Linked DNA regions of Homo sapiens: region 2 is linked to region 1. Evidence: read pairs that join two places in POLR2A ChIA-PET (ENCODE). Cell type or tissue: A673. All regions are shown on one strand. Each heading gives the region's core, and the rest is flanking DNA. Links, peaks and the distances in the headings are about the cores only. Region 1 overlaps XPNPEP3 (X-prolyl aminopeptidase 3). Region 2 has its middle 39 kb from the start of SNORD140.

Region 1 (8,623 bases), core at 5,856-8,355:
ATTTAGAGTTTGTCTAATAATTTACAATTATAAAATTACAGCGAACATTTTAGTACATTCAGCTTTTTTGAATTTCAAATATTTTCTTTGGATATATTAGAGTAGAATTATAAGCTCTAGTTATATGAGCATCTTTAAGGCCTTTGATGTAATTGGCTGTATTAATTTATACTCCTATCAACAGTATGTGAGAATACATATCATGTATCATCCCAGGTCACTTTTTTATCTCGTAATTGCTAAAGAAACTGTTATTCTAAAGACACTTAAGTGCTAGTACATTACTAGTAGCCCAGATGTTGACTAGTTTATCCCATGGTATCTGCTTCACCTGTCAGAAGTGGGTCCCTAGGCTTTCTTGCCTTTTTTTTTAATGGTAGTCTATGCTGTAAGGGATTAAACAGGATCATGGCTGAGCCTCATCTGCCCACTGACTGCACTCATGGCTCAGTGCTTCTTTTGGCCCTACTTCATGTCTCTCCTGACCATTTGAAGAAGAGACTGTGTTGCTGCTCCAGCTTGAAGGATTGTTGCCCTTCCTACTGAGCACCTAGGACATGATTGAGCTCCTGGCCATATTGATAGATTGGTACTTATTAAACATCAACAGTGCCCCAGCAACAGCAGCATCTTGGGGTTTTTCTAATCAAACTTAGTAGCAAACTTCTTAGAATATCAGATTATCTAAGTTCAGGTTCTTTGGTTTTCCCGTCCCCAGGTTCACCGCACCTCAGGCAGAACTCTATGAAGCCGTTCTAGAGATCCAAAGAGATTGTTTGGCCCTCTGCTTCCCTGGGACAAGCTTGGAGAACATCTACAGCATGATGCTGACCCTGATAGGACAGAAGCTTAAAGACTTGGGGATCATGAAGAACATTAAGGAAAATAATGCCTTCAAGGTACTTCACTTCTCTTGACCCCAGTTCTCAAGAACACCTAGCATGCTGCTAGGTTTTTACCCTATATAAAGCTAATTAGACTTAGAAATGGGACAGATGTAGTGATTCATGCCTGTAATCCCAGTAGTTTAGGAGGCTGAGGCAGGAGGATTGCTTGAAGCCAGCCTGGGCAACATAGCAAGACCCATCTATATACATGTAGATATATACACACACACACACACACACACACATATATATATACACACACATACGTAGATATATATACATACACACACAGGGTTTTTTAAGTAAAAAGAAAAGATTTAGAAATCATCTTTGTGATCTATAAAAGGGATTTAGCTTTAACATGGATTAAAACAAAGGAAGTCAGTACTTATTTCTTCCAGAAGATGGCAGCACATGCTGATTCATTACATGCTGCATAACTAGCTCAGTATTCAGAAAACTTAAAATGAAGTCTGGTGCCGACAGGGTGAAAAAGGAAACAAGAAATGAGGAGAAGCCTGGGAAACATAGCAAGACCCTATCTCTACAAAAAATTTAAAAGTTAGCCAGGTGTGGTGGCACACACCTCTAGTCTCAGCTACTTGGGAGGTTGAGGTGGGAGGATCACTTGACCCCAGAAGTTCAACGCTGCAGTGAGCTATGTTCGCACCACTGCACTCCAACCCGGGCCACAGAACAAGGCCCTGTGTCTAAAAAAAAAAAAAAGAGAGAGAGATTAACTTTTAATCCTTTTATGGGTTATTCTGTAGGTCAAAGGAGAAGGTATTTGTTGTTTAAGTGACATTTTTGACACTTCAGCAATATTCCCAAAGACCATGTCATTAGTGAATTTTTTTTCTGCATCCAAAATGTGATGGTGTTCAGTAAAAACGTAAAACCTCAGCTTTAAAATTAAGATACTAGATGCCTAAGTCAGATAGACCATTAGGCATCTCCTACCTACAAGTTAAGCCTTCTAGGACTTCTGTTATCAGTAAAAATGAAGCTATAAATTGGCTGTTGCTTGGGCCAACAAATCTTTAACTAACTGACGGAAATATCCAAGCTGGCTGGGCACAGTGGCTCACACCTGTAATCCCAGCACTTTAGGAGGCTGAGGCAGGCGGATCACATGAGGTCAGGAGTTCGAGACCAACCTGGCCAACATGGTAAAACCCTGTCTCTACTAAAAATACAAAAATTAGCCAGGCATGGTGGTACATGACTATAATCCCGGCTATTTGGGAGGCTGAGGTGGGAGAATAGCTTGAACCCAGGAGACAGAGTTTGCAGTGAGCCAAGATCACACCACTGCACTCCAGCCTGGGCAGCAGAGCAAGACTCCATCTCAAAAAAAAAGAAAGAAATACCCAAGCTGGTAGGTGCCCAAAAGTGTGCCTTCTCCACAAGTTGCTGTGAGCTATTTAGGGTCTCCAGAGTAGATTCCTGAGAGGGATGTGTGAACGAACATTGGAAAGAGAACTGTGATAATAGTCATCCTCTCTTTCCCAAGAAAAGAGATTTTTTTTTCTTTCTTTTATTTTTATCTTTCCTGTGGTACTGAAGAAAAGAGACTTTCATTTGCCACAGTCATTAGTTGGAATTACTCAAGTCTGCATGTATGTAGTATATTAAATAGCGGGAATGGAAATGTGGATTGATGAGAATGCCATTGGCAGAATTGCATGTAAGAGGTCGCAGTTTTTCAGGTGCCTTTAAGTATTAGCCCAAGGAGGGATTAAACTGAAGTGGCAGAACCATGGGGGAGATAATAACACATATCTCACTGATTTATACTTGCCCAGCATTCCCTGTAAGAGGTCATTGCTCTAATGATACTGTGACAATTATCTTTTCCAGGCTGCTCGAAAATACTGTCCTCATCATGTTGGCCACTACCTCGGGATGGATGTCCATGACACTCCAGACATGCCCCGTTCCCTCCCTCTGCAGCCTGGGATGGTAATCACAATTGAGCCCGGTAAGGAGAGGTGTTACAATAGTAGTATGAGGTAAATGTTTGTTTGTTTGTTTGTTTTTGAGATGGAGTTTTGCTCTTTCGCCCAGGCTGGAGTGAAGTGGTGTGATCTTCACTCACTGCAACCTCCGCCCCCCAGGTTCAGCAATTCTCCTGCCTCAACCTCCTGAGTATCTGGGATTACAGGTGTCGGCCACCACGCCTGGCTAATTTTTATATTTTTAGTAGAGACGGGGTTTCGCCATGTTGGCCAGGCTGGTCTCGAACTCCTGACCTCAGGTGATCCACCTATCTCAGTCTCCCAAAGTGCTAGGATTATACGTGAGCTACCGCGCCCAGCCACATTGTTTATTTTTACCTCAACCAATGTAATTAAGTTAGAAGAGACAGGAAAAAAAGTCCAGTGTGGAAGGTAATTTTATTTTCGATTTATCTTTTGTATTCTTATTTAATATCACACAATTTGTTCAGTTTGACTCCTCCAATAAACAACAGATGGGGAATACTTCCTATAAGTAGATATTAAGAAATGAATCTTTTTTAATCCTGCCTTTCCCAGGGCCAGTTTGTACTGGTCTCCCATTTAGTAGTGGGGGGCTGCTCAAGCTTCCAAAGCCCCCGGTGCTTGTGTGCAGAGAGACAGGCAGACACACTATGCTCTCAGTTTCAACACCTCTGCAAGCTGCATTGAGCTACCCAGCACCATCCCACTCCTTAGTATCCATCGCCTTCCTCATAAGCTTCAGAGAAAGCTAACAATCGGATACGTTACCTAACTTGAATGGTCCTGGGTGTTGGGCAGGATTCTGAAGAGAAGCAGTGACCACAATGGTGTGTGAAGATTGATGTTGTCAGAGTTGATGGTTAAATACTGATGCTGGTTTTGTTTTGAAAACAGATCTAAATTTTAGATTTCAAGTATTTTAATCTCTGTATAAATTATGGCTGTGAAATGTCTTTTATGCCACCCTTTGAACCTAGTCATACATTGCTATCTGTGGCCATAGATATATCATTTAGTTCAATCTGTTTGGTACATGGGCGCTTCCTTAGACTGCGCTACATTTTCCTTTGCTGATCTTTCTTTTTCAATCGCAGAGCAGTATCTGTGAGGATAGTGGAGGAAGTTTACAACTTGTTTAATATAAAAAGCCCTGGTATGTGTCTAACTTCATGATTAGAAAGGGTACCTGGGGTTCCTACATTTTTCCAAATGTACATTAAAGTCTTTCAGTTTCTCTTGTATTTTATATTACACACATCAGATATATTTAAATCTTATAATGACTGTCTCTGCAGCTTCCAGTTGTCAAGGCTAATAATCTCTAAATGTTTCTTTGAATACAGTTTAAATATATTTTGTCTTTATTTTTGCAAGGTGCTCTTTTTCCAAGGGACTCTTAGGCAGGGGAAGAATGCACTTACATAATCTGCTTGTCCCCCACATATATTGACGTACTTTTAAATTAAGTAACTTTATTGGCCTGCTTGAGCCACTAGAATATGACAGAATCATGATCAGCATTGCCGTAGTTGTATTTAGCTTGTAGTCCAATATAAAGATAACCACAATAATAATTTTAGTAATGATACCAACATGTGTTGACCATTATATGCCAGCCACTTTGACATGTATTATCTCATTTAATCCTCACAGCTTTACTAGGTAGGTACCATAAAGATCCAGTATTACAGAGGAAGGAATTTTAACCCAGAGGTTAACTTACTTGCCCCAAACCACCCAGTTACTATCATTCCTGAACAGCATGTTCTTCTTTCTACTTCACAGGCATTTATATTCCAGAGGATGACAAAGATGCCCCAGAGAAGTTTCGGGGTCTTGGTGTACGAATTGAGGATGATGTAGTGGTGACTCAGGACTCACCTCTCATCCTTTCTGCAGACTGTCCCAAAGAGATGAATGACATTGAACAGATATGCAGCCAGGCTTCTTGACCTTCACTGCGGCCCACATGCACCTCAGGTTCAAAATGGGTGTCTTCTGGCAGCCCTGCACGTGTGCTTTCTGAGTGTCTCTGTGTGTGCATTAATATATGCATTCCATTTGGGAGCATAGCAGCTGTGTGAATGTATGTAATTGTGTGTGGGGGGTTTTTTGTTTTAAGTAGTTAGAAGTCTGGGAAAATGAATTTTTGAATAGTATGTTACTGCAGCTTTGGTAACATTAATTCTATAGAATTAATGATCAGAGCAAGTTTAATTTTTAAACATAAAGGTCTTGGTTACACATGTCCATGCATTCCAGTTAACACATTTAAACATATAGAAAATTCACTTCTTCTTTCAAGTCCTTCCCTTTCTATACTTTTGCTGAGATCAACCCAATATCATAAGAAGTTTGTGTGATGCCTGTATTTTTAGCTAATTACCAAGGTCTCTGCCTATGCAAAAATTCATCTTTCGGTGATTGTGGGCGGCCAATACATACCTTCTGTAACTCCTCCCTACCTATTCTAGATCCTGCATATCTACTGGAGCCATATGAGCCCTCAGGGGCACTGGTGTCCTGCAGTCTTACTAGTCAGCCACAGTCCAGGTTCCAGCAACACTAGCTACCTACCAAACAAAACACTTCTGAGCTTTTCTTGCCATTTGGTTGCCTGGGACCTGGAAAGTGTTTAGATTCTTGATAAAGATGGAAATGGAAGAGAAAGAAAATTATATATGTATATACTAAAGATCCAGACATCAGGGCTGGGCACAGCGGTTCCGCCTGTAATCCCAGCACTTTGGGAGGTCCAGGCAGGTGGATCTCTTGAGACCAGGAGGTCAAGACCAGCCTGGCCAACGTGGTGAAACACTGTCTCTACTAAAAATACAAAAATGAGCTGGGTGTGATGATACATGCCTGTAATCCTGGCTACTTGGGAGGCTGAGGCATGAGAATTGCTTGAACCTGGGAGGTGGAGGTTGCAGTGAGCTGAGCTCATGCGACTGCACTCCAGCCTGGGTGACTGAGCAAGACTCTGCCTCAAAAAAACAAATAAATAAATAAAATCCTGACATCCTGCCATCTTTTCTCTTCAATTTAAAGTTGATTTCTTAATGATGACTTCAAAAATTAATAAAAAGAAAAGAAAAAAATGATTTCTGGCCGGGCGTGGTGGCTCAAGCCTGTAATCCCAGCACTTTGGGAGGCCGAGGTGGGCGGATCACGAGGTCAGGAGATTGAGACCTCCTGGCTAACACGGTGAAACCCCGTCTTTACTAAAAATACAAAAAAAATTAGCTGGGCGTGGTGGCGGATGCCTGTAGTCCCAGCTACTCAGGAGGCTGAGGCAGGAGAATGGCGTGAACCCAGAAGGCAGAGCTTGCAGTGAGCCAAGATCGCGCCACTGCACTCCAGCCTGGGTGACAGAGCGAGACTCCGTCTCAAAAAAAAAAAAAAAAAAGAAAAAAAAAAGAAAGATTTCTTTCGCAGATATCCCTGCTCCCTCTATAGATTCTTAATGCACTGACCCTCACAGGTTACCCTTTTAGCTGTTGTGCTGCGCAGGAGCAGATCCTCTACTTACGTACCCTGTCAGAGTCACAGTAGTAGCGCCCAGTTTTCAGAGAAGTACCCCTGTTATCATTCTGTGATTTCCTCTAGTGCTAATAGAAACAAAATATGGAATCTACCAAGTACCCGTAAATATCCTATGATTCTTATCTTTCTTTGATACTAGCACTGGGAGTGCAGTGGTAAAGAGTCATACTTCTTTTTTTTTTTTTTTTTTGGAGACAGAGTCTCGCTCTGTCGCCTGGGCTGGATGGAGTGCAGTGGCGTAATCTCAGCTCACTACAACCTCCACCACCTGGGTTCAGGCAATTCTCCTGCCTCAGCCTCCCAAGTAACTGGGACTACAGGTGCACGCTGCCATGCCCAGCTAATTTTTTGTATTTTAGTAGAGACAGGGTTTCACCCTGTTGCCCAGGCCGGTCTCAAACTCCTGAGCTCCGGCAATCCGCCCACCTCAGCCTCCCAAAGTGCTAGGATTACAGGCATGAGCCACTGCGCCCGGTGTAAGAGTCATATTTTTTTAAACACAAACATTGGATACAATTATACAGCAACTCAGTTTGCAAGATGAACAGGGCTAGATTACCACAGATAGCTTATTTAGGAGCGTCTGTGATAGAGGGAAGCTTTAAGAACCAGTGTGTTCACCTCCTTTAAACCTGGATATGAGGTCAAGATGTATAAAACATGCCAATTGTTAGAACACAAATTTGAGGGTTTCTTAAAAAAACAATTTGTATTAGGGAAGCACAAGCTAGGGGATTAACAATCTCTGTAATGCTGGAAGTTTGCCTATCTTATCAGGGAAACCCAGGGTACAGAGTGAAAAGCAGACAGGCAGTGACTTCCTCAAGAGACAGATAATGTGAAAACAAAAGTGATACAAATCATATCCTGACAGTGCTAGCCTAGGAATGCCTGGCTTTGCGCACCTTATCTAAGCAGCTCTCAGAATGGAGGCTGCACAGCTGGAGTCTCCATCCCCCATACCCACCTTCCCACCTCCCTCCAATTTCTCAATCCAGAGCTTTTTAAAAAAAGGGGAGGGAAATAACTCCACAGCTCTGGCTGCTCACTTCCCAGGCTCTGTGCCCCCAACAGCCCTTTCCTTGGATTGTGTTTCCTTTGTTCATTTGTAATCCAGGAATAAGGAATTTCCTTTTCTTCTTGTATCATTTTCTTTTCTTTTCTTTTTTTTTTTTTTTTTGAGACGGAGTCTCACACTGTCACCGGGGCTGGTGTGCAATAGCGAGACCTCAGCTCCCTGCAACCTCCATCTCCCAGGTTCAAGCGATTCTCCTGCCTCAGCCTCCCGAATAGCTAGGAATACAGGCGCCTGCCACCACACCCGGCTATTTTTTTGTATTTTAAATAGAGACGAGGTTTCACTGTGTTGGCCAGGCTGGTCTCGAACTCCTGACCTCATGATCTGCCCGCCTCGGCCTCCCTAAGTGCTGCGATTACAGACGTGAGCCACCGCACCTCCTGTATCATTTTCTATGGTCTAAACTTTTCTAGCTAAAAGCCTAGGTAGCTTGTATGTATAGCAGCATACTTGGACATGAAACACACTTCTGGTTAGATTCCAGTCAAGTTCTATAGGTGTTATTGGTAGGCAGAAAGGCTGTTGTAGAATTCTTCTGGTGATTTTCAGTCCCTGACCCAGGTATATTGTCCTTTGAGTCCCAGATTAACTAACTATAGCAGCTAAGCATTTGAATCAGACTTCTCATAGCAATGTTATGGGCTGTCTGATATATTCAGGATTTGTTGAGCAGATAAGCTGTGTGTGATCTTACTCATTCTCAGCCATGCCGCAGACATACCCATTTCCCTTTAGTAATTTTTTAATACAGAGAATGCTATTAACTGTTACTGGATATCAAATAATTTTATTTTTCTAATAGTATTTTCCAAATATTTCTTAAAATTCTTAAAATTTAGGTTAAAGTTTGCTGGTCTCTTACATTTAATAAAGCTGGGACTTGAAGACTTACCATAGTTTTCAACTGCCTTTGCAAGTTCATAAACTTCTAAGGGTAAAAAGTGAATAAGATAAATTCAGAGTTTTAAGGTAAAGGCTTTATATTAGCTTTTTTTTTTTTTAAAGGTTTTTTGTGGGGTTTTTTTGTTTTTTTTTTTTTTGAGATGGAGTCTCGCTCTGTCACCCAGGCTGGAGTGCAGTGGCACGATCTTGGCTCACTGCAACCTCCATCTCCCGGGTTCAGGCAATTC
Region 2 (9,187 bases), core at 3,896-6,395, 110 kb after region 1:
GGATCAGTGTCAAGCTATTGAGGTTCTTTCAGACTATATTGTGATGGAAAGCAGGAGAGGTAGCCCTGGTGTACCCTGGGAATGTGGCCTGCTATCCATCCAGTTAAATGCAATTTGCTTTGAGCTTTTTTTCGGGTAGCCATCGAAAAGAATACATTTGCCAGATCAATAGTAGCCTACTGGGTGCCAGAGGCTGTGTTGCTCTATAATGGTCAAGATACTACTTCCTCAAGGGAACTTGGCCTCCCCTTTCATTCGATGGGTTTTGGGCATAAGAGCCTCTCAAATAGGTGAGAGATTGAGATTTTCCAATTTAATGGCTGACATCAGCCATCTGCCAAGACTGTCACTACAGATCTGTATGCTAAAGATCACCTCATTGTCATTCCAGCTTTGTTCCCCATTACAGTAATTGTGTCTACCCTGTCTCTGACGATTAAGTGCTACCACCTGACCTCTGCTGTTTTCAAATCCTACCATCTGTATTGGGGCACCAGGGAGTCCAGGTCCATAGCTGCTTCTTTTATGTAAACCCTGGCCCAAAAGGACAGCTACCATAGAGTTTCTCAACAATGTTGACCCTTCACTGGTGCATTCTGTGTTGCTTTAGTGAAGATGGTGTCTTCTAGAGGTCGTGGTCAGCTCTCAGGTTCTCTGCTTTTACATAATAAATCCATTCTCATGGCTTTCTCAGCTTTTTGGTCCCTTCCTCCACACCCTGCAAAGGCAAGTCCAGCATCTCCACCCAACTCACTGTAGAATATCATTGTTTCCAAGCTTTATAAGGAGTAACTCCAGAGGGTATTAGAACTGACCACAGGCCAGGCACAGTGGCTCACCCCTGTAATCCCAGCACTTTGGGAGGCCGAGGCAGGCGGATCACCTGAGGTCAGCAGTTCAAGACCAGCCTGGCCAACACGGTGACAGAGCAAGACTTCATCTCAAAAAAAAAAAGAGGGCCAGGTGTGGTGGCTCACGCCTGTAATCCCAGCACTTTGGGAGGCCGAGGTGGGCCGATCACCTGAGGTTGGAAGTTCAACACCAGCCTGACCAACACGGAGAAACCCCGTCTCTACTAAAAATACAAAATTAGCCAGGTGTGGTCATGCATGTCTGTAATCCCAGCTACTCAGGAGGCTGAAGCAGGAGAATCGCTTGAACCTGGGAGGCGGAGGTTGTGGTAAGCTGAGATTGCACCATTACACTCCAGCCTGAGCAACAAGAGCGAAACCCCATCTCAAAAAAGAAAAACAAAAACAAAAAAAGAACTGACCACAGGAGTCTTGGACGGGATATTAAATCCTGAGTCATGAGAGGGTTCCCTCATATCAGTAAACTCTCCCAATGCCAGCTTTATAATCCACTCTCCCTGGTCCAACACTGTCAAGATTCATTCCTAGGCATGTTCTGCTTGTCCTGCTGGAACACACTAGCCAAGTTCTGAAGCTCTTTTGCTAAGACCTGACCTTAGTTTTTGGTCTAGAAGCCTTGACGGCAAGAAAAGGTAGATCTCAAGGAGGGCAAGTGTCATTGTCCAAGACATCTGCCTTTCTTTTTTTTTTTTTTTTTTTTTTTTTTTTGAGATGGAGTCTCACTGTGTCGCCCAGGCTGGAGTGCAGTGGTGCGATCTCGGCTCACTGCGAACTCCGCCCCCCGGTTTCACACCATTCTCCTGCCTCAGCCTCTCAAGTAGCTGGGACTACAGGCGCCCACCACCATGCCTGGCTAATTTTTTGTATTTTTTTTAGTAGAGACAGGGTTTCACCATGTTAGCCAGGATGGTCTCAATCTTCTGACCTCGTGATCCACCCGCCTCGGCCTCCCAAAGTGCTGGGATTACAGGCATGAGCCATTGCGCCTGGCCTTGACATCTGCCTTTCATGAGAACTTTGCATGGTCTCCAGGTAATGGGAATCCCTCTACTACTTTCCCCTAGCACAGGGTTGGGGCCAGTTCTGCTGTCCCAGATGGTTAAAGTGAATCTGAAATTTTAAGGTTCTCAGCTGCATCTGCTCAAATGTTGCTTCTAGGTCTCGGAGACCCATTCCCCTCCAGTCCCTAGCATGGTGACACCATACTGAGGCTGTGAATTTGACCTCCTTTGCAACTCTTCCACTCTTAAAATCTTGGGCCAGATTTTCAGTACTCTCCATCTTCTGGTTACAGGAGATAGGACTCTCTTTAAATGCCTCCAGAGAGACTTTTCGGCTTTCACAGCATGCTCTGAGTGGATAGTTGGCTGCCTTGAGCCTATTATTTTTAAATTTTTTTCCTTGGGCTTTTTTTTCTTTCAAAATAAAATAAAATAAAATAACAGGGTCTTGCTCTGTTGCCCAGGCTGGAGTGTAGAGGCTTGATCCTGGTTCACTGCAGCCTCAAACTCCTGAGCTCAAGAGATCCTCTGGCCTCAACCTCCCAAGTAGCTAGGACTACAGGTGCATGCCACTACACTCAGCTTATCTTTTTTTTTTTTTCTTTTGAGACAGGGCCTCACTCTGTTGCCCAGGTTGGAGTGCAGTGGCACAATCACAGCTCACTGCAGCCTCAACCTCCTGGGCTCAAGTGATCCTCCCACCTCAGCACCCTGAGTAGCTGGGACTACATTACGGGTGCACACCACACCCGGCTAATATTTGGTATTTTTAATAGAGACAGGGTTTCACTCTGTTGCCCAGGCTGGTCTCGAACTCCGGGACTCCAGTGATCTGCCCTCCTCAGCTTCCCAAAATTGGCTTTTATAAAGAGTTGGCAGTTAAAATAGCCAAGCAGTTCACAATCCTTCCAGTAACTATTATCCTCATATGTTTCAAGTGATAGCGTTGTTGGCCTGAGCCAGTGCATCTTCTGCCAGCTGTACCCCATCTTCATTTACCAAAGGTGAGACTCAGTAGCTGTGCCAGTGCCTCATGCTGGGGGTTATCCCCACCCAGCTGAATATCAATAACAGGCTCCTTCTTGCCATCTGACTGGCTAATGATCCAGTTCCAAAACTGCATCCTGAGAGCTTTATTTCTGGAGCCACTTCCAATAAGATCTTGTTTTAGCTTCCATCAAATGCAGATCCTTAGGCAAGGATTTGAGAGCAGGTAGCTTATTTAAAAAATGAACCCTGGGGCTTGGCACAGTGGTTCACACCTGTAATCCCAACAGTTTGGGATGCCGAGGAGGGTGGATCACCTGAGGTCAGGAGTTCAAGACCAGCCTGGCCAACATGGTGAAACCCCCGTCTCTACTAAAAATACAAAAATTAGCTGAGCGTGGTAGCTTACACCTGTAGTCCCAGCTACTTAGGAGGCTGAGGTACGAGAATCACTAGAACACAGGAGGCAGAGGCTGCAGTGAGCCGAGATCACGCCACTGCACTCCAGCCTGGGCAACAAAGTGAGATGCGGTCTCAAAAAAAGGAAAAAAGATCCCTGGAAACACCTGTTGATTAGTGGGAAAGTGCACCGGGAATGGTAAGGAAGCTGATATACTGGGTGTGGTTGATATACAGGATCCGCTATTTTTATTGTATTGTATTGTATTGTATTGTATTGTATTGTATTGTATTGTATTGTATTGTATTGTATTTTTGAGATGGAGTTTCACTCTTGTTGCCCAGGCTGGAGTGCAATGGCATGATCTCAGCTCACCGCAACCTCAGCCTCCCGGGTTCAAGCGATTCTCCTACCTCAGCCTCCTGAGTAGCTGGGATTACAGGCATGCACCACCATGGCCAGCTAATTTTATATTTTTAGTAGAGACGGGGTTTCTCCATGTTGATCAGGCTGGTCTTGAACTCCCAACCTCATGTGATCTGCCCACATCGGTCTCCCAAAGTGCTGGGATTACAGGCATGAGCCACTGCACCCGGCCTATTTTATTTTATTATTATTATTATTTTTTTTTTTTTTTGAGACAGAGTCTTGCTCTTGTCGCCCAGGCTGGAGTGCAATGGTGCGATCCTGGCTCACTGCAACCTCCACCTCCCAGGTTCAAGTGATTCTCCTGCCTCAGCCTCCCAAGTAGCTGGGATTACAGGCGCCTGCCACCACGCCTGGCTAATTTTTGTATTTTTAGTAGAGACGGGGTTTCACCATATTGGCCAGGCTGGTCTTGAACTCCCGACCTCAGGCAATCCACCCACCTCAGCCTCCCAAAGTGCTGGGATTACAGGCGTGAGCCACCGTGCCCGGCTTATTTTATTATTATTATTATTTAATTTTTTTAATATTTATTTTATTTTATTTTTATATTTTGAGACAGAGTCTTGCTCTGTTGCCCAGGCTGGAGTGCAGTGGCTCCATCTTGGCTCACTGCAACCTCCACCTCCCGGGTTGAAGCGATTCTCCTGCCTCAGCCTCTCCAGTAGTTGGGATTACAGGCACTTGCCACCACACCTGGCTTATTTTTGTATTTTTTAATAGAGACAGGGTTTCACCGTGTTGGCCAGGCTTGTCTGGAACTCCTGACCTCAGGTAATCCACCTGTCTTGGCCTCCCAAAATGCTGGGATTATAAGGCATGAGCCACCGCACTCGGCCCAGGGTCCATTAATGAGTGGTTACCCTTTTGACAACTAGAGTCCCATCTCAGCTCCCATCTAGGTGGTGTGGAGCACTCCTCAGGGTTGTTCTACTCTAGGAGTAAGATACTTAGCATTTGTTCACTAACTCCCACCTTTCATCATTTGGGGCTTCTCCTGGGAACGTTAACTTTCTAGCACTTCCTTACTGCCCGTGTTCAGGCTGAGCATGTTCCTGTGGCCAGAGAAAGCCCTGCAGGATTCGAGTCCTGGTGCATGCAGCAGGAAGCCTTGGGGTACACAGGAACAGTGAGTGCTGCAAGGATATGCGAGAGGTGACATAGTGTGTGTCACACACAGCTTTCTCAGCAGTCTAGGTCTCAGCTCCATGGAGCCGCTCTTCCAGGCTTTTAAGTTCTGTAACCTCAGCCTCTTGCCTTTGTTTTCCCACTTCTATGGGTGGTAGCTGCTTTCTGCATCTTGGCCGTGCCTGTTTGTGGATGGTCCCTGCTGACACTGATTTCTTTTCCCTTCCCTTTTTTTTTTTTTTTTTTTTTTGAGACAGGGTCTTGCTGCGTCACCCAGGCTGGGGTACAGTGGCGTAATCACAACTCATTTCAGCCTTGACTTCCCAGGCTGAAGTGATCCTCCCACCTCAACCTCCTGAGTAGCTGGGGCTGGGACTACAGGCATGTGCCACCACCTCCAGCTAATTTTCCCTTCCTTCCTTCCTTCCTTCCTTCCTTCCTTCCTTCCTTCCTTCCTTCCTTCCTTTCTTCCTTCCTTCTCTCTCTCTCTTTCTCTCTTTCCAGATGGGGGGGTCTCACTATGTCACCCAGGCTGGTCTCAAACTCCTGGGCTCAAGTGATTCTCCCACCTCAGCCTCCCAAAATGCTAAGATTACAGGCATGAGCCATAGCACCCACCCTTTCCCTTCTGTCTCTGTTCCATCCTCAGCTTTATTCAGCAAACACTCTACTGACCAGGGCAGTCCAGTGCCTGTGCTAGAGTGGGTCGTGCTGGGATGTCTGTCCTTTGTTTCAAGAGAACTCTGATCTTGCGGTCTAAACTTTGGGACTGGCTTGAACCTTCATGGGTATAGATTTTAGGAATCTTGGTGCACCCTCTGCTCCACTGATTGAACTTCCCTGTGGCTTCAGACATACCTTGCGGTTCCATACCTGGGGGCCTTTGCTTGTGATGTTCTTTTTGCCAAGAGCATTGTTCCTCCTGTTCCTTCTTATTATCGTGACAAACTTCTGCCCCTCTCTCAAGACCTAACTGAGGCCAGGTGCAGTGGCTCATGCCTGTAATCCCAGCATTTTGGGAGACCGAGGTAGGTGGATCACCTGAGGTTGGGAGTTCGAGACCAGCCTGGCCAACATGATGAAACCCCGTCTCTACTAAAAATACAAAAATTAGTTGGGCATGGTGGCGCACACCCGTAATCCCAGCTACTCAGGAGGCTGAGGCATGAGAATCGCTTGAATCCAGGAGGTGGAGGTTGCAATGGGCCGAGATCCAAAATCATGCCACCACACTCCAGCCTGAAGGACAGATTCAGACTTTCTCTCAAAGGAAAAAAAAAGTCCCAACTGAAATGTCCCCTCTCCTTTCCTTGACTTTCCTAAACAGGACAGTAGCTTCCTCCTTGCAATTTACATATGCACAGATGCATCTGTTATGGCCTGTATTACAACCCTTTTTTTTTTTTTTCTTTTTGAGATGGAGTCTTGCTCTGTCAGCCAGGCTGCAGTGTAGTGGTATGATCTCGGCTCACTGCAACCTCCACCTCCCGGGTTCAAGAGATTCTCCTGCCTCAGTCTCCCAAGGGGTTGGGATTATAGACGCCTGCCACCACGCCCAGCTAATTTTTGTATTTTTAGTAGAGATGGGGTTTCACCGTGTTGGCCAGGTTGGCCTCGAACTCCTGACCTCAGGTGATTCGCCCGCCTCGGCCTCCCAAAGTTCTGGAATTACAGGCATGAGCCACCACGCCCGGCCTTTTTTTTTTTTTTTGAGGCGGAGTTTCACTGTTGTTACCCAGGCTGGAGTGCAGCGGGGCAATCTCGGCTCACTACAACCTCTGCCTCCTGGGTTCAAGCGATTCTCTTGCCTCAGCCTCCCAAGTAGCTGGGATTACAGCCGCCCACCACCACGCATTGGCTAATTTTTTGTATATTTAGTACAGATGGGGTTTAGATGGGGCCAGGCTGGTCTCCAACTCCTGACCTCAGGTGATCCACTCACCTTGGCTTCCTCAAGTGCTGTGATTACAGGCGTCAGCCGCTGCGCCCGACCTACAACTTTTTTTTTAGTATATTTTTCTTTTTTTTTTTTTTTTCTGAGACAGAGTCTCTGTCGCCCAAGCTAGAGTACAATGGCATGATCTTGGCTCACTGTAGCCTCCACCTCCCGGGTTCAAATGATTCTCCTGCCTCAGCCTCCTGCATAGCAGGCACGCACCACCATATCCGGCTATTTTCTGCATTTTTACTAGAGATGGTGTTTCACTATGTTGGGCAGGCTGGTCTCGAACTCCTGACCTCAGGTAATCTGCCCACCTTGGCCTCCCAAAGTGCTGGGATTATAGGCATGAGCCACTGCGCCCGGCCTTTAGTCTGTTTTTCTCCTTCCCAGAGTATGACCTCCTTTGGGGCCTCATTCATCCCTGTGTCTTCATTCATTCATTCAACAAATCTTTTCTGAGTGCTTGCCTATCCCAGGCGTGGGAGCAGCTCACTCAATGTCTACTGAAGGGATGAATGAATTGGCGAGAGGTTGCTACCCCAATAGATGTTGTGTTGCTAGGTTACAGACTCTAGTGAGGATTGGAGAGGAGGGGGCGTGAATGCTGTTGTGTGAAATGAGAGTGAGCGTCTACACATATTCCTGCAGGATCAGGGAAACTTTGTGGGTGGAAATTCCATACTTCAGTACTGACAGTGTGGCAGGAGTGAGGTTTGGGTTTCTGACGGTGACTTTCATTATGTGTGGGGAGAGGATGGGAAGAAGGACGGTAGGAAGGAGTTGTGTTAGAGTCTTTTCAGTATACAAAAGTAGTTTGAAAAATCTTTCAGAGAATATTCTTCCATCATACCTCAAGTTGAGAATTAGTGAATTAAAAGCTTTCTAAGGTGGGGTACAGCGGCTCATGCCTGTAATCCCAATCCTGAACCTTTGGTAGGCTTAGACGAGAGGATTACTTAAGCCCGGGAGTTCCAGGCCAGCCTGGGCAACATAATGAGACCTCCATCTCTACAAAAAATAAAATAAAATTAGCTGGGCATGGTGGCACATGCCTGTGGTTTCAGCTACATGGGAGGCTAAGGCAGGAGGATCACTTGAACCTGGGAGATCAAGGCTGCAGGTGAGCTATGATCTCACCTCTGCAGTCCAGGTGGGGCAACAGAGCAAAACCAGCTTTCCTTTTTTTTTTTTTTTTTTTTTTTTTGAGGTGGAGTCTCGCTCTGTTGCCCAGGCTGGAGTGCAATGGCACAATCTCAGCTCACTGCAAGCTCCGCCTCCCGGGTTCACGCCATTCTCCTGCCTCAGCCTCCCAAGTAGCTGGGACTGCAGGCAGATGCCACCACACCCGGCTAATTTTTTTTATTTTTAGTAGAGACGGGGTTTCACCGTGTTAGCCAGGATGGTCTGGATCTCCTGACCTCGTGATCCGCCTGCCTCGGCTTCCCAAAGTGCTGGGATTACAGGTGTGAACCACCGCACCCAGCCTAAGACCAACTTTCTTTTCTTTTTTTTTTAGACAGAGTCTCACTCTGTTGCCCAAGCTGGAGTGCAGTGGCACCATCTCGGCTCACTGCAACCTCCGAGCCTCCCGGGGTCAAGTGATTCTCCTGCCTCAGCCTCCTGAGTAGCTGAGACTACAGACACCTGCCACCACACCGACTAATTTTTGTATTTTTAGTAGAGACGGGGTTTCACCCTATTGGCCAGGCTGGTCTCAAACTCCTGACTTTGTGATCCACCCGCCTCAGCCTCCCAAAGTGCTGGGATTACAGGCATGAGCCACTGCACCTGGCCAAGACCTGCTTTCTAAATAAATAAATAAATAAATAGGCTAGGCCAGGTGCGAAAGCTCACATCTGTAATCCCAGCATTTTGGGAGGTCAAGGTGAGTGGATCACCTGAGGTCAGGAGTTTGAGGCCAGCCTGGCCAAGATGGCGAAACCCCATCTCTACTAAAAATACAAAAATTAGCCAGGTGCGATTGCATACGCCTGTAGTCCCAGCTACTTGGGAGGCTGAGGCAGGAGAATCACTTGAACCTGGGAGGCGGAGGTTGCAGTGAGGCAAGATCGCGCCACTGCACTCCAGCCTGGATGACAGAGGGAGACTCCACCTCAAAAATAAATGAATAATAAAGACTAAGAAAAAAAGAGTCTACATAGATGCCTGCCAGGACCAGGCACAAAAATGTAAGTGAGAGGCAGTGATTGGTGGAGAATGTGGCTCCTGTCTGGAGGGAGTCATTGCTACTTAGCACCAAGCAGAAGCCTCCGGAGGAACTGTGGGCCCAGTGTTGCAAGACCTTCCAATTTTTCGGTAGAGGCTACAATTCCAGGTTTTAATGTGAGATCATCCCCAGGCACTGCTCCCTGCCGACGCTCTCCCTGGACACAAGGTACTCTTCCTTCTTACTCTTTCTCTGATTGGCTCT

The links. Peaks named below come from ENCODE experiments on the same cell type or tissue, not always from the same donor. Only the 100,000 strongest peaks of a DNase experiment are listed, where the experiment ranks them.
Region 2: POLR2A ChIA-PET joins it to region 1 with 6 read pairs; 20 of 35 experiments call an interaction of 5 or more read pairs at or near these places.

What each region holds. Positions count from the first base shown.
Region 1 is chr22:40,921,615-40,930,237 of GRCh38, forward strand. It overlaps XPNPEP3 (X-prolyl aminopeptidase 3), which reads left to right. Exons shown (of 10, transcript NM_022098.4): 8 at 719-899; 9 at 2,748-2,868; 10 at 4,655-8,623. The coding sequence ends at 4,821. Among named protein-coding and RNA genes, the nearest start is that of RBX1, 25 kb to the right of the region's middle. In A673, for the core only: no CTCF peak of the experiment used is centred there; no DNase peak of the experiment used is centred there.
Region 2 is chr22:41,029,817-41,039,003 of GRCh38, forward strand. No RefSeq gene overlaps it. Among named protein-coding and RNA genes, the nearest start is that of SNORD140, 39 kb to the right of the region's middle. In A673, for the core only: no CTCF peak of the experiment used is centred there; a DNase peak (open chromatin) is centred at 5,135.